Regions from separate parts of the Homo sapiens genome. Here region 1 is linked to region 2. A link is a loop called in an ENCODE intact Hi-C map of the cell type or tissue named here. Cell type or tissue: gastrocnemius medialis. All regions are shown on one strand. Links, peaks and the distances in the headings refer to the core of each region. The heading gives the core; the rest is flanking DNA. Region 1 has its middle 24 kb from the start of TARBP1. Region 2 has its middle 74 kb from the start of LINC02971.

Region 1 (2,915 bases), core at 324-2,823, 380 kb after region 2:
AATGGATCACCTGTCTGTGACCTGGCAGCTCCCTCCCACTTTGAGTCTTCCTGCCTTTGCTTCAAGTTGTCCCACCTTTCCAGACTAAACCAATGTACTTCTTACATATATTGATTGATGTCTCATGTCTCCCTAAATGTATAAAACCAAGCTGTGCCCTGATCACCTTGGGCACATGTCATCAGGACTTCCTGAGGCCGTGTCACGGGCATGTCCTCACCTTGGCAAAATAAACTTTCCAAATTAACCGAGACCTACCTCAAATTTTCGGGGTTCACAGTGTATTAGTCTGTTCTCATGCTGCTAATAAAAGACATATCCGAGACTGGGTAATTTATAAAGGAAAAAGGGGTAATGGACTCAGTTCCACCCAGCTGAGGAGGCCTCACAACCATGGCAGAAAGCAAAGGAGGAGCAGTCACATCTTACATGGCAGCAGGCAAGAGAGAGCTTGTGTAGGGGAACTCCCATTTATAAAACCATCAGATCTCATGAGACTTATTCACTGTCACAAGAATAGCACGGAAAGACCTACCCCCATGATTCAATTACCTCCCACTGGGTCCTTCCCACGACACATGGGAATTATGGGAGCTACAATTTAAGATGAGATTTGCATGGGGACACAGCCAACCCATATCAGATAGGTAAAGATATCTTATAGGCACAGGAGAAAGGTCACAGAAAATAATATAAATTTGAGATGTTTTGACAAAAAGCAGATGTTTAAATCTTTGATGAGCTTGCTAAAACAGAGCATAAAGAAGCTAAAAGGACAATGGGAACAAGGAGTGAGGAAAAAAGAGGAGCTAGCAATCAAAATACAGCAATCGGTTTATTCAGTTGTTCATTGATCCCATTATTAAATGGGCACAGTGGAGTGTCACTCATCTAGTAAATTTTCAGTGTGTGGTGGCCATTATAAATGTGTATTTGTGTGTTTAAATGAGTGGGTGACATTTGTTTTCTCCTGTCCTCTGTTATACGTCTTTGGATAATTCCAAAAGATGACTTGGCTTTATAGTCTTGCAAGAACTAAGATTTTTGGCCTGAAACTTAGTCTTGGCCATCAGTAGTAAATTTAAAACTAACATCCCTCAGGAAGTACTAGAATTAGCTAAACAAGGGAAGGAAAAAATGGATAAAGTCTGTGACTAATAATAGTACAGATAATGCGACAATTCAGTTCATCTCTGGAAACTCCTAGCAAATAGTCATCTCCAAAATACCCTTCATATTTTCATTAACAGGCCTTGGTTAAGTGTCCATCACCTTCAAGATCTCCATAGTCACTTTATTCTCCAGAAAACAACAGAACAACCAGCCAATGGCAGAGGGAAGTCCATGAAACATGGATTATTACATCATCTGGGCTTAGGAAACTTATGGTATTTTTAGGGGATATAATCTAGGAACCTCCAGAAAAAGTGAGGATGTGTTACAAAATCCTGGATTAAGCACCAGGTGCTTAAAATGAAACGCCTTTCCTGTTCCCAAATTTTCTCTCCCTTTTCCTTTCTGACCCTAATGGCTCATTTTTTCACTCTCCTCCCCCAGTGCCCAGGGCTGCATTACCCACTTCCTGGAGCCCAGACCCTCTAACTTTTGGAGGCGTGCCCACACCCTGACATTATATCAGGCATGTTCACATGTACCCACCTCCCACATGAACAGGTAGCTAATAAGAGCTGAGTTCCAGCATGGTTGGTATGTGAGCACACTACTCTTTTAGACTTTTGATTAGATATGTATTAATTTAACATATTTTCTTTTTATATGTTAACAACAATAAAGTATGCTCTTGAAAAAATTGATACATTGGAATTGCTTAGTTTGGACTTCACCCTCTGACCTACCTGTCCTGGCTGACCTCTCACTACAGACAAGGCACATTTGTAGATAAGTGAGTCTCTCTCTCAATATCAAATAATATTTACAGAAGAGGCAGTTATTAATTAATCAAGGGCTTACTATCCAGTTTGAACTGGGGCCAGGTTCTTGATTTTCTCCTTTGATACTTTCTCCCAGCCTTGTGGATGTTGGGGCCACCTCTGCCAGCCAGCAAGGGAAGAAAGTGATTACTTTTTTACATAGCAGTCATAGCAGTTCAAATGCTAATTCTTTTTTTCTTTCTTTCTTTCTTTTTTTTTTTTTTTTTGAGATGGAGTCTCATTCTGTCACCCAGGCTGGAGCGTAGTGGTACGATCTTGACTCACTGCAACCTATGCTTCCTGGGTTCAAGTGAGTCTACTGCCTCAGCCTCCTGACTAGCTGGGATTACAGGCGTGTGCCACGACACCTGGCTAATTTTTTTTTTTTTTTGTATTTTTTGTAGAGATGGGGTTTCACCACGTTGCCCAGGCTGGTCTCGAACTCCTGACCTCAAGTGATCCACGTGCCTTGGCCTCCCAAAGTGCTGGGATTACAGGCATGAGCCACCGCACCCGGCCCCAAACATAAATTCTTTCAAGGTCTTTCAGTAGTCACCATACCTGGATCCTTCCTAATTCCTCTAATTCCACTAATTAAACTGGATTATCTCAAGCTAATCATATACAGGATCTTAATGATTTAAAACAAAACAAAACACTCTCTACCTGGCCATGCCATGTGAAGGACATTTGATCCTCTATCCTAGCGTGTGTGTGTGTGTGTGTGTGTGTGTGTGTGTGTGTCACAGAGAGAGAGAGAGGTGTCATCTAACATACCCTCTACATGTAAATGAACAATCTTTGGAGGTGCACAAATAGGTTAGCCCAGCGACCTGCCTCGCAAGAATGCTTTGAGGAGTTACTAGTTACAGGATATAAGATACTACAGAAACCTAAATTGTTTCTGAAAATGCTAAACAATAAGACATTTCTCAAAAGGGCCTCAGTCCCTTCAGTATTTTACAGGAATTCCAACTCTAGCAG
Region 2 (2,915 bases), core at 132-2,631:
GCTGATAATCCACCACTTGGGCAGTCTCTGCAGGCATGGGTGCCCCTGGGGGCCAGGTACAGACTGCAGTGGGGCATGAAGGAGCCTGGGACATGTGGCCTGGGAAGCTGGAGGCTAGTGCCTTGGGGCACTAGGACAGGGCCATGGGGAGGCCACAGGTCAGCAAAGGCATGAATGACCTTGGCTTCTTGGGCTGGGGAAACCAGAACCTCCAGGCAGGGTCTGTGTAAGTGCTGGTCCCTGGTTGCCTCAGGACCATGGCTGGCTGTATGGAAGGAGGGGAAGGCCCTGACTTGTCCTGCTCCTGCTCCTGCCCAGTCCAGCTTGCTCCCTCAGTCTTGGACAAAGCCCAGGTATGGCAGGACTCAGAGGTCCATGCGTCCAGAGAGGCATTCTTCTTTGATTTCTTTTGCCAGCATCTGCCTTTCTGAGTATGGCACCAGAGGCTCCCCTCTCCTCTGCATGTGCCAAGTGGAGGTGAGTATGAGGTCTTCCCTCTGGGGCCCTGGAGCCACATATCCAGCATTCTCCAGATCACAGCAGTTTCTCTGCCAGTCCCTTCATTCAGGCCACCAGCACCTGTGCCCTCCTGATGGGTCTCTCTGATTCTACCCTTGCACCTCCTGCCCAAGTGACTTCCTAAAATATAACTCAGAATGTGTCACTTTCTGCTGAGCCCCATCTAGGGCTTCCTATTGCACTGAGGGACCAAAAAAAAAAAAAAATCACACTCCTTAGGATGGTGTCCAAGGCTCTGCACCTTCAGCCCTTGCTCTCCTCCCCAGCGCAGTTTGTGCCGCTGGCGTTTGCATGCCACGCTCCTGCTACCTCACCTTTCTTCAATCCCTCCATGTGCCAAGCCCTTGCCACCCTTTCTCGGGGCCTTCACACCTGACCCCTCTGCCAGGAGGGCTTCTCCTCCCACCTGCTCCGGGTCCCCTTCACCTGCCACTGTCACATCTTGCTTGATGCAGCTGAAATATTACTCCTCTGGAGAAAAGTCCACAGCCCTCCAGCCTTCCATGAACCATGTCTATAACCACATTTCTTTGTGTTTATAATTCCTGAACTTTAAAGCACTCATTCCCTTGTTAATATATGTGTATGTGTGTGTGTGTTGGGGGGGTTTTCTGGTTTGTGCCTTTCTCCTCCTATGAAGGATAGGAGGCATGTGGGTCCTCCTCACCACTGTGCTCTCAGAACCTAGTACAGAGCACATACTAGGTGCTCAGTAAATACTGGATGGAGGAATGAATGACAGAGTGATGCCTTAACATTGTATGGGGTGGAAGCTATGACTTTTGATTCTGTTCACATTTAACTGGGGCAACCCTTGAGGATGATCCTTTGCACTCTCTCTGAAATACTTAATAATCAATCATATGTACCTGGTCAGAAAGAACATAAGAATTCCAAATTACTCCTGTCCACTTGACTTTGTCCAGTAAGGAATTTAAAGGCAAACAGATCCTGAAGTTGCATTAGAACCCACAAAGATGACATAGGGAGTAAGAAAAGTTATTTTAACCTCCGGATGTTCTTCCCCACATGATCTAAGCACCTCTGGTGCCCTCCTGTATGTTCTGTCTTTCCTCACTGTTCTGCTCAGCACTTAGACCCCAGGCACAATGACCCTTGAGCTCCCAAAAAACATGGCTGCCTCCCTGTGATGTCCACAGCCTGCTGTGGAAAAAACTTAGTAGGAACAACTGTGCAAAGCCCATGGAGAGAGCCAGGACCACAAAGCCTTCTCTACAAGAGAATTGGTAAGTCCAGCCTCATGGCTGCTCTGAAGGGCAGCAGTAAGTCCTCTAGATAATCTGACCCTTGCACAGCCCTCAGCCCTGGGTTTTGCTAGTGGTGAGATGTGCGTGGGACAGGCACCCATTGGTGGCGGTTGTCCCAGACAGGCCCTTGGTAAATGATGTTGGGCAGAACTGAGAGTTCCTGCAGCGGTTCCTGAGGAAGAGCACCCAGGGTGCCACCGCTGCTAGGCCCTGGTGATTGATGTCCCCTGGCTGTCATCTCATCAGACCCCTGCCTGCCATGCACCTCTGTTCCTAGTTTGAGAATGTAGGCCAGACAGGCCTGAGGACAGCGTTCAGATGGGCAGAGCTGAGAGGGGCTGCACGGTCAGCCTCTGAACCTCTGTCAGATCAAGACCTGCCTGCACCTGCGGATGGGGAGGGAGGATGCAGAACAACTAGTGCTCAAGGAAAGGCTAAAGGATTTCTTGGTGGGCTTAGTCTCACAGGAAATGATAACCTCTACTGAATGAGTGCTGTTCGAGGTTTACCTTGTGTATGCATGGAGCAGAAGGAGGCAGAGTGACTTTGAGGAGCTCAGGGCCTGAGGTGGGGAGAGAGAGACTTGGGACAGACAGTGAAGTGACCACGAGGAAGGCACTGCCTCTGAGGTTTGAGGAGGTCTGTGCTGAGGGCTGAAGGCTAAGAAATGCGACAGGGGTGTCAGAAAAGGCTTCCTAAAGGAGTTGGACTTTGATCAGGGTTTTGAAGGATGCATAGAAGTTTTCCAGGCAGAAAGATGGGGAGTGCATCTCAGACAGAAGAACAACATGAAGCAAATGAACAAAATTGTGACAAAACATGATCAAGAACAACAGGAGCCAAGAGAGACCCCGTGATTTGAAATGCATGAAGTGTGTGGTTTGGTTACATAGTAGAGATCAGGTCTCTGTCTAGACTGATGATACAAAAAGTGATTATGGAACTTTCACTATTAGGTGTTACTCTCATTTTACAGATGAGAAGGACTAAGGGCATTTCAGTGTCTTTCCTGTTGTCACACAATTAGTTAAGTGGTGGATGCAGATTTCAAGCCTTGAGTCTGTGGTCTTTCCACTGAGCTGCGCGGCTTCCCTGGAAGAAACGCTGAGGGTTGACGGCTTGACAAGG

Evidence for each region. Peaks named below come from ENCODE experiments on the same cell type or tissue, not always from the same donor. Only the 100,000 strongest peaks of a DNase experiment are listed, where the experiment ranks them.
Region 1: a loop joins it to region 2, with 13 times the contacts of the local background. A loop is called at or near these places in 10 of 110 quality-filtered maps.

What each region holds. Positions count from the first base shown.
Region 1 is chr1:234,501,977-234,504,891 of GRCh38, reverse strand. No RefSeq gene overlaps it. Among named protein-coding and RNA genes, the nearest start is that of TARBP1, 24 kb to the right of the region's middle. In gastrocnemius medialis, for the core only: no CTCF peak of the experiment used is centred there; no DNase peak of the experiment used is centred there; H3K27ac peaks cover 2,500 bases.
Region 2 is chr1:234,882,141-234,885,055 of GRCh38, reverse strand. No RefSeq gene overlaps it. Among named protein-coding and RNA genes, the nearest start is that of LINC02971, 74 kb to the left of the region's middle. RefSeq lists an enhancer at 2,389-2,458 and a silencer at 2,842-2,915. In gastrocnemius medialis, for the core only: no CTCF peak of the experiment used is centred there; no DNase peak of the experiment used is centred there; H3K27ac peaks cover 792 bases.